2 separate regions of the Homo sapiens genome follow, and region 1 is linked to region 2. The links are chromatin loops, found by intact Hi-C in ENCODE. Cell type or tissue: PC-3. All regions are shown on one strand. Each heading gives the region's core, and the rest is flanking DNA. Links, peaks and the distances in the headings are about the cores only. Region 1 overlaps MIR31HG (MIR31 host gene). Region 2 overlaps MIR31HG (MIR31 host gene).

What was found. Peaks named below come from ENCODE experiments on the same cell type or tissue, not always from the same donor. Only the 100,000 strongest peaks of a DNase experiment are listed, where the experiment ranks them.
Region 1: it touches region 2 in a loop (2.0-fold over the local background); 7 of 110 quality-filtered maps call a loop at or near these places.

The regions. Positions count from the first base shown.
Region 1 is chr9:21,546,632-21,552,021 of GRCh38, reverse strand. The region is part of intron 1 of MIR31HG (MIR31 host gene); the gene reads left to right. Among named protein-coding and RNA genes, the nearest start is that of MIR31HG, 10 kb to the left of the region's middle. In PC-3, for the core only: no CTCF peak of the experiment used is centred there; DNase peaks (open chromatin) are centred at 2,401 and 2,521; H3K4me3 peaks cover 3,828 bases; H3K27ac peaks cover 5,000 bases.
Region 2 is chr9:21,463,558-21,468,947 of GRCh38, reverse strand. All of the region lies in intron 2 of MIR31HG (MIR31 host gene), which reads left to right. Among named protein-coding and RNA genes, the nearest start is that of IFNE, 16 kb to the left of the region's middle. RefSeq lists a silencer at 2,756-2,835. In PC-3, for the core only: a CTCF peak has its summit at 2,837 (motif pointing left); a DNase peak (open chromatin) is centred at 2,827.

The DNA.
Region 1 (5,390 bases), core at 71-5,070, 83 kb before region 2:
TTTTCTTTTGAGGCTCACCAGAGCAGAGTGGTTATATTCTAGGAAAGCAAAGCTTGTGCATGGGGGGAGAGGTTGAGAGCGGGATGATGTAAACCATCATTCTGGGACACCACCAAAGACAACCAAACCTCAACATTTTGAAAGAGATTCTGAACAAAAGAATATTCTAAAGCAGTTTGAAAAGAGGAAGCCATTGTCTCTTTTTGTGTCTGGAAATGAAAAACAGGGACTACATTTAAATTCATCTGAAACATAAGGTTTCGAAAGAAAAAAAGACAAACAAGTTTGTCATCAGAAATAGAGTTAGTGGAACCTATGGAATTCTAGAAAATGACACTAGTTTATGCATAGTCATGTATGAGAGTGAACAATGAGGAAATGAGCAGATGTTGCTTATCAGTTACCACGGCCTGTTCAATCTAAGCAGTACCTGGGTTAAGAGGGTTGCTGAGGACAGAAGAGTCTTAGCATACACCTTGGTTTCTCCCTCCCTGACCCCAAGATTACAGATGCCATGCAGAGTCATGAAATGGGTATGGACTTTAATGGATTAAAAGAAAGGATAACCTATATGTACACTGGCTATTCTTCCAGAGTAAAAGATTCCAGTTATACAATTTAAAATATCTTAAGGTTGTAATATGAAGAAATCGTGCCCTGGACAATACGAGGCATACTCATTTCACTTTGTATCCCAGAAAAGTACATCTCTGTCATGCATGGAGGATTCAGGCCAAACTTTTACCAGTGCACTCAGGGAGGAAGAGTATAGTGAATGACAAATAGTACACATACCCTGCAGTTTAAATACCTTCCTGGCCCCTGTCAATGATGGCTGAACAATAAGGTGGTATAAAACACTTACTTGGAAACCCAAACGAAAAGATAAATGTTTATATTTCATTTTTAAATTTTATTTTGTATTTTGCTGTTGTGCATTTGACTTATCAAAAATGGCAATAACTGAGATGACTCTGCTCCCATTGGTCTTTGTTTAAACTGTCAGCACTCACGGGATGTCTGATATATGTGCATTTTCCTCCCCAAATAGAGTTTTAGTTCCTTGAGGTAGCAATCCTTTCTTGCCGTATTCTGTGCTGATTTTATTTAGCACCTAAAAGATAATTGAGGAGATAATACTGGTCTACACTTTAGGTAGTTGAGATTTTTAAAAAATTGCACCATATTGTTCTTTGCTAGTTTTGCTTTCTGTTTAAAAAGTTAGACTGCATTTGCAAAAACACAACAGATAAGGCTAGTTTTTATATCATGTTCCTCTTGATTTCCCACATTGGATATTTGAGCTTCCTTAGTAACAGGAATTTGGGGAGCATAATTATCCTGGGAATTGTCATAGCTCTTCATTTTGCTTGACCCTGGTGTCCTTGACATCTGACAGTGCATGTCTTTGAGGTCTGCAGTGATATGCTACAACCAGGAGCATCAGAGAAGCTGAGACTTTCTGATCTGGAAGGGCTTTTTTTTTTTTTTGCGTTGGTGATCACTGAGGCCAAGGAAAGTCAAGGGCCTTACCCAGCTTCATGGCAGATAAGTGATAGACTCAAGAGCTGAATCCTGTTTATAGAGTCTCAGTATATGCCCTTTCACCACACCGGCCTTTCCCTAAAAGTGTTCAGTCCTGCAAGATTCTGCATAGGATTCTTTGGTCAGATCAATGTGAAATTCTCCATGTCCTATATTTTTTGCTTATTAGAGATTCCAAGCATTTACACAACAAAGAAACTTGTCTGATTTTAACCTACCATTTTCCAACTTTATTTTAACACAGAATCCTCTTTCACCCCGAGAATTCACCTAATAAAGGGTCATGCCGCATGGTGGTAAGCTTTGATGATGATGATGCTGGTGGTGATAAGAGTGACATTTATTTAGCACCTACTTATGTCATAGGCGTAGTTTTAAATGCTTTACATAAATCAGACTCAATCCTCACAACAACACAATGAAGAGGCACTATAATCATCTTTATTTTACAGATGAGGAGACAGGATCAGAGAGGCAGCTGGAGTATAGTAGTTGTGTTGTCCACGAAATATTATTGCACTGAAAACCAGGGTTTCTCAACCTTGGTACTACTGACATTTTGCCCATATAATGTCTTGTTATGGGGGGCTGTCCTGTGCATTGTGGGATGTTTAGCAGCATCCCTGTCTTTTACCCAGTAGTGTCAGCCAAAAATGTCTCCAGACATTGCCAAATGTTCCCTAAATTGTTCCTGGTTGAGAACTAAAGTTATAACAAAAATATGCTTTTTTTGAACAACCTTCTTAGTAACTTTTACAGTGACTCATGGTCATGATTGGGCAAATTACACATTGCAGGTTTTGTGACTACGTCAAGCAGCGTACACTTGTGTGGGGGTGCATGTGAGTTAAACCTGACCCGTACTGTTCTTTTCCGCTCCATTTCCTTACACTACTTCTGCTGAGAGCCAAAAGGCCAAAATTGTTGATTCTGCCTTCAAAGTCTTTTAACTGCCCGATGCACACACCCCCAATTTATATTGTTTCCATTTTTTATTTCCTCTTGGACATGAGCAATATAAACACACACACACACACACACACACGCATACACACGAGAGAGAGTCTTGTTTTTTCTCTGTGTAATAGAGGACTTAACGTATCTGAATTACTCTACAGTAAGAACTTATGTCGGAGCCAAGATTAACAGCTGCCAAGAAAAACATACCCAGCAGTGAATAACTCACAAAGATTTGGCAAAGAAAAAGTAAAGTTATGTGATGAAGTATATTACTAAGTTATAGGGTTTTATTTTTCCAACACGATAACTTGTTAACAATTCACACACTTCAAATGGGTTTGAGGCTTCTGGTCATTGTTTCTTTGTAATTTAAATGCCATTTTTAAGAGCAGCTGAGGTATAATAAAGAGCAATGAAATACCTAGTTTAAAATCCTGGCTCTGCCAAGCATTTACTAATTGTGTGACCTCACTTCTTTTTTCCAAGTGTTTGGTTTCCCACCAGTAAAATGGGTTGATGATATGAAACTAAATAGATTGTTGAAGGGTTGAAATAAGAAAATACATGCACTAATATCCAGTCCATGTTTTGGCAGGTCCTTCTTTCCAGTTATCAAGGGACTCTATCATGATTTGTAATCTTTTTTGGTAATTCCTTAAGTGTAAACTAATTGTTTTTGAAAATAACAGAGGCACCATCAAGTAGCCTAGTACAGGTAACTGTTATTAAAAGGTGGAGTTTGGAGAGCAGGGACGGTACATACAGTACTCAAAGTGATTGAATTTTGAAAGCTTTATATTTAAAGATAGCAAAGTAGCCAAAAGATGGAGTGCAAGGAGCTACAGAGGGCCTTCAGAAACCGAAGCTTACCCTCTGATCTTCTTAGTGGTCGTTTACTGATTCACCTCTTAGTGGTTATTTGAGTGCCCGCTCTGTTCTGGATGCTCTGCAAGCACTGGGGGTACAAACAGTGCAAAATAATAAAAATAGCTACTCTGTCCCTGCACTTTGTCCTCTTAAAACTTAGGTGGTGACTGTGTCCCAACTATAGTTGATACTCGCTGCCTGGAATGCTTGTTTGAAATGGGTTCTGAAGCTTAGCTGAACTTGCTGGGAAGAATGCTGGGATTTATGAATAATATGCCATGGGCAAGAAGATTTGATAGTCTTCTGGTATAATGTTTTTCAAAATGTGGATCTGATTCATTAGTGTATCATGAAATCAGTTTTGTGGGTCACCATGAGCATTACTTAAGAAGTTAAATAGAAATAGAGAAATATCATAGTGCATTGCACATAGCGGTAAGTCTTGCTTTGTAAAAGTTTTGTTTTAGTTATGTATGTATTGTGTACCAGGTCATGATGTAAAATGCATATCCTACAATGGTTCATGTAAAAAATGTGAGTCTAGTGGCTATATGAACTCCTACTCCTTTCTCTCTACATTCAAACTTTTTTGCTTTTTCTGAAATGACATGACACATTTCATAGTTTGAGCCCTATTAATCCAAACTATAGGATGACATATTCATTCTAGTAGCATTCTTCAATATGCAATATGTTTATCCTTTGAGTCTACTTTTATTTGAGTCTTTATAGTTTGTCTGGGATGGTTAATAATTATATTTATAGTCAGTTCTGGTGGGAGGCAAAAATATTCAAGTATTTAGAAACTTAGGTGCTGGAGTAACACTTGCTTTCCAATATAGACCATACCACTTTAGAGTGATGCTTTTTTACTGCATGGCCGGATGATCATATACACGTGGCAGAATTTGTAGAAACAGCATTAAACACAGAAAGTAAAAATGTATGTATATTGCAGGTGTTGGGAGCATGTCCACTGTGAATGGTTAGGAACTGCAAGCCCTATTTTATTACTTGATCTTTATTATAGATTTTGTATTTCTTGTAGGGTAAGAGGTCTCACTGAAGACTTGTTTTTATACTTTTCTGAATTGGTTAAATGAAGCTATTAGACTATCCCGTCTAGTTTAATAAAGGTTCCATCCAAATTTTCATATCCTATGACTCAATGGTTCTTTCTTCAATTGGATTATGATCTTCAGTGTCCCTCTTAACTTTTCTTCTAATGTATTATCTTGAAGGCTTTTCTGCTTCCAGTTGGCTTGAGTGGTAACTATACTTCCAATTAAAACATGAGCAAAAATAGATGCTCTGTTCCTGACACTTTTAATCCCTACCTCCTAAAATCAGTGGCTGTAGGGAGATCCCTTGTCTGTTTCCTCAAGAACTGCTGAAAGTAGGACTTCTTTTTGAGAAGTAATTCACAAAGTGCCAAGTGACAAGCCATACTTGCATGTGAACACAAAGCGATGTTTATCTTTGTCCAAACAAGTACCTGTTATGGCATGCACTTTATAAAAACAGCCAGAAAAATGCACCTCAGTTAATGGGCACTTTAAAAGAGCATTCATTCATTTGGGTTACTGAGAAGGACCAACTCAGAAATGACCCTGCTTGCCTAAGAGAAATATGCCACACCATGATTTCTCTAACCATTTCAAGAGTTTGCTGCCCTTGATCCCTGAATGATTTTGATGTGTATTTTCTGTTCCATTCCTCTGTAGGTTGGCGTTAACCTGTCTAACCACTCATAGCTCTGCTGGACTTTTTATATGAGAGTTTTCTGCTTGGTTAGTTATGAGTTTAAAAGACTTGAGAATACTGGTTTTAGGGGAAGGTTTTGAAATTGCCACCTTGCATATTGTAGAACACTTTATCACCACAGTTAAAATTGTAGGGGTTACTAATTGAGGAATAATACAAATTATATTTCAGTAACACAGAAGATAGCAATTTATTATCTTCCTGGACTTGGGGATACTTTTATCAATTAATTTCAAACTGCGGTGTTTCAAATT
Region 2 (5,390 bases), core at 112-5,111:
TAATTTTGGTGATTTTCTAATTTTTCATTTCCCTTGTCAAAAATTGTTTTTAATTGTTAAGAATTCCTTTTAATTCTAAAATAAGCAGGCGCTTCAGCATCAGTGTTTTTAAAACTTTTCAGATAATTCCAAAGTGAAGCCAAAGTGGAAACCACTGCTCTAGGAGATTGTATAAAGGAATTGTGAAACAAGTTATTCCTGTTATAATTAGAAAACTTCTCTCAGGGATCTGCTCCATATGGAGGTGTTTTGTGGTCACCTAGGAGAGATTATCAACCCTTGACCAATGATTGGATGTTTAGACCAATCCAATGGTGCCATTTGCCTACCAATGAAGTTTGAAATTTTACTACTCACATGCACTGGAACAATGTTTTTTTAAATTTTTTTTAATATATTTTCTTTAGATCTGAATCTGGATTTTGCCAGAGACTGGGTTTTGTTGTTGCTGCTATTGCTTTTCTTTTTTTTTTTTTTTTTTTTTTTTTTTACAGGGATTAAAGGGAAAGAGTCAGGTAGTATGCATAGCTTGAAACTTCATGCTGTTAGGAGGTGGGACTGTGATCGGGTTCCCCCAAGTAGACCAGGGTCTGCGGGGTTTGGAATTCTCACAAGTATGAGGGGACAGAAGTTGGGTGTAGCCCAGCTCTCTTGTTGGTCTCACAGCTGGTAGGGTAGGGGAATAGGTGGGATGGGACCAGAGAGCCTGTCAGAAGTAAAAATCAAATATGAGATCTTTCTCCTTATTACAAAAAGACTCTCCTGAGGATTCCACCTGTTTGCTTCTGGCTTTGTTCTTCACTTGTGGACAGAATGTTGTCTATAGAGATGAGGCTATAGAAAAACAAGGATAGGCATCAGCCCGCTTCTTTATGTCCTGGCCAATGACCACTATATGACCAACATTCAAAGGGCAAAGAATAAGCTTCTCACAGATTGAAGAAGACAGGATATACAATGTTAATGGATTGGAGGTTTCAATATTGTTAAGATGTTGATTTCTCAAAAAATCTCAATAAAATTGTAACAGATTTTTCTATGGAAATTAACAAGAAAATTCTGAAATTTACACTGGAGTACAAAAGACCTAGGCTAGACAAGTTTTAAAGAAAAGAACAAATCCAGAAGAGTAATACTAAGCTAGTCTGTCTGGGACAAAGATAAAAAATAAGTGGATCAGTAGAAGAGCATAGAGCCAAAATACAGGCCATATTTATGGTCACCTGATTTGTAATTAATATGTCACTGCAATTCAATAAGCCTAGAAGGTTTTTCTTAAATGTTGTGTGTCAACTGAATATCCATGTTACTCCCACCTCACTATGTACAATAAAGATGCATCATAGACCTAAATGCAAAAGCTAAACATATAAAAATGCTAGAAGAAAACATAAGAGCATATCTGTATGACATGATATTTATGTACTTGGTTACTGTAAGCAGTGTTTCCTTAAATAGGACAAAAGTGAAGTAACCATCAAATAAAATTTGATAACTTAGTCTTCATTAAGATTAATAACTTTAAGTGAATAAAAAGATCAGCTTCAATCTGAAAGATGTTATTTACAATACATTTACCCAACAAAGTAGTTGTATCTAGGATATATATAAAAATAACTAAAATAAAAAGAGAAATCAATATCAATAAGAAAAGGAGAAAGTGCTTACCAAAAAGAAAGATTGGAACAGGAATTTCACAAAAGAGACTATCCAAATGGCTCATAAAACTTGAAAAAAACAACACACTCAACATACATGAACAGTATGGATGATTTCACAGACATAACATTGAGTGAAAAAGCTAAATATAAAGAAAAACTAAAATGTGTTTTCATTTATAGAAAGTTCAGAAACTTCAAAAACCAATTTATGGTAATAGGAGGATACAAGAGTGGCTAGATTTATGATGTGATGTTCATTAAGAGGGAACAAAAGGAGCCTTATTTTTACCCTACATGACCAAATTGTCTTCATGTTATAACTTTAATTCCTCTTGCTTGTTTCATAATGTTTTACATTGTTATTATTTCACCACAATATTAAATATTTCAGGGGAAAGTAGACATTGCTGCCTTTTACCTAATTTTTTAGAAGAATATTTTTGTTTATAATTTCACTTGTTTAAAAAGAAACATGCCTGATCTCATTTGCACATATCTGTTTCTCATTAATTTGAAGTCTTAGAAATTATGACTGAATATAATTTCTTTGCAAATATCTCATCAAAATATTTGAGATGATAGTTTATTTTTCTTATTCAATATTGATGAACAGATTGTTTTAAATTGTTCCCAGTAGTTGGATCAAAAATCTATGTTACTGATCACCTTATCAATTGGAAAAACTAGTGTGGAAATAATTTTTAAAAATGTCTTCTATGGGTCTTTCAGTTTAAGTGGTAAATATATTTATGGGAATCTAGAATAAATAAATAACACAGAATAAAGTTTTAAAAGGTAAGCATAAAATCAGTGATATTAGCCTAATACTAGTTCTAGATTGTTATTTATTATCTAATCTGACCCCATTAGACCTTCCAATATAATTGTTTTTTAAGGGATATTTGGAAGCTTTTCCATCCTTATTTTTTATAACTTAGCTTTGTTCTCTGGTGTCTCTTTGATGAGCAAGGCATTTAAGCAGTTGAGTGTTGGTTAAAAAAAAAAGTCTTGGCTGGGTTCATTAATGATGAACATAACATGGCCTTATGTTAATTAACCAAATGTACTTACTAAGACACATGAATATCTAGAGTTATTTTGTTTCCTTACTGTTGATACACCTCATGTGCAAACACATTCCAGTGATGAATGCTAAATGTTATTCTGCCCTCTACTGGTTCAAACTGGACTCTCCCATTTAGATGCATTCCAGGAAAACAGCTTCAAGGTAGAATCTTTTTTTTTCTTTTTTTTTTTTTTAAGACAGGATCTTGCTGTGTTGCCCAGGCTGGAGTGGAGTGGCACAATCACAGCTCACTGCAGCCTCAGCCTCCCCAGGCTCAGATGATCTTCCCATCTTAGCCTCTCAAGTAGCTGGGACTACAGGTGTACACCATGCCTTTTCTATTTTTTGTAGAGAAGGAATTTGGCCATGTTGCCCAAGCTTATCTCAAACTCCTAGGCTCAAGGGATCCTCCTGCCTTGGCCTCCCAAAGTACTGGGATTACAGGCATGAGCCACCACACCCAGCTAAAGGTAGAATCTTAATGAACATTTCCCTTTATAAGCAAAACAAGTAAAACACCAGGAGAACAGAGCATGTGACCCCACCCACCCTGGCCACTGGCACTCAGGCTGTCAACAGCTGCCAGAGCTTCTGACCCAGTGTTCCTAATTCTGTGGGAACTTAAACAGTGGGTGCAGCCTCCTGTTTTCCCAGGAAGCATCTAGACAGCAGGGCAGGCATTCCCATCCACCCTTGCCACTGGTAGCCCAGATAAGCCATGTCCACTAGAACTTCTAGATTGGTGGTCCTATTTCTGCCTGAATTTGCAAAGCGGCACAGGTTCCTGTTGCCCCGGAAACACCTGCATGACAGGGAGGGTAGCCCCACCAACCCCCACCTCTCATAGCCAGATGGCCCACACCTGCTAGAACTTCCAACCCAGCGGTCCCACTTCCACCTGAACTCTGTGGACAGGTGTAACCCTGTGTTTCCCCAGAAAGCACACAGACAGCAGATTAGGGCTGACCTGGCATGGATACAGCATATCTGCCAATGGTGGCCCTGCCTAAGGGAGTCCTGCGGATCAAAACACCCAAAAAAAGAAGCACAGGCATGTAGGCAGTAATCGGGGGGGCTCCTCCAAGACCCAGGAGCAGACTAATATTGAAGCCTGTCAACTAAACCCAACTTATACCATAATCAAACCCCCAAGGGCATCAAAGAAAAAAAGAAAATATCCATCAAAAGGACAGAAACTTCAAAGATTGAAGGAACATCAGCCCACACAAATGAGAAAGAACCAGCACAAGAAAGAACCAGCAAAAAAGCCAGAGTTCCTTTTTTTCTTTCAAACAACTGCACTAGTTCCAAGCTGAGGAAAGAATCTCAGAGCTCAAAGACTGCCTCTCCTAAATAACTCAGTCAGACAAAAATAAAGAAAAATGAATAAAAAAGAACAAACAAAACCTCCAAGAAATATGGGATTATGGCAAGAGATGAAATCTATAACTCGTTGGCATCCCTGAAAGAAACAGGGAAAAAGCAATCAACTTGGAAAACATGTTTCAGAATATCATCCATGAAAACTTCCTCGACCTCACTTAGAGAGGCCAACATTCAAATTCATGAATTACAGAGAACCCCCACGAGATATTACACACCATCCTCAAGATATATAATCATCAGATTCTCCAAGGTCAAAATGAAAGAAAAATGTGAAAGGCAGCTAGAGAGAAGGGGCAGGTCATCTACAAAGGGAACCACATAAGGCTAACAGTGGACCTTTCCACAGAAATTCTGCAAATGAGAAGAGATGAGGGACCTTTAGGTAGCATTTCTAAAGAAAAAAAAATTCCAACCAAGAATTTCATATCCAGCCAAACTAGGCTTCATAAGTGAAAGAGAAATAAAATTCTTTTCAGACAAGCAAATGCCAAGGGAATTTGTTACTACCAGACCTGCCTTACAAGAGGTCCTGAAAAGAATGCCAAATATGGAAAGGAAAAAAACATCGCCAGCCACTACAAAAGCACACTTAAGCACACAGACCAGTGACACTATAAAGCAATGCACAAACAAGCCTGCTTTCTAATCAATTAATAGCATGATGACAGGGTGAAATCCACATATATTAATATGAACCTTGAAAGCAAATGGGCTAAATGCCCCACTTAAAAGGCACATTATGGCAAGTTGGATAAAGAAGCAAGACCCAATGGTAGGGTCTCTTCAAGAGACCCATCTCGAATGCCATCTGTATGCTCAAAATAAGGGCTGAAGAAAAATCTACCAAGCAAACAGAAAACAGAAAAAAGCAGGGGTTGCTATTTTAATTTCAGACAAAATGGACTTTAAGCCAACAAAGATCAAAAAAGATAAATAAGGTGAAATGGTTTGGCTGTGTCTCCATCCAAATCTCATCTTGAATTGTAGCTCCCACAATTCCCATGTGTTTTGAGAGAGAACTGGTGGGAGGTAATCGAATCATGGGGGGCGGGTCTTTCCTGTGCTGTTCTCTTGATAGTGAATAAGTCTCATAGTTTTATAAGGGGGGTTTATAGATTCTGATATAGTTTGGCTGTGTCCCCACTCAAATCTCATCCAGAATTCCCACATGTTGTGAGAGGGACCCAGTAGGAGGTAACTGAATCATGGGGGCAGGTCTTTCCCATGCTGTTCTCATGATAGTGGATAAGTCTCATGAGATCTGATGGCTTTATAAG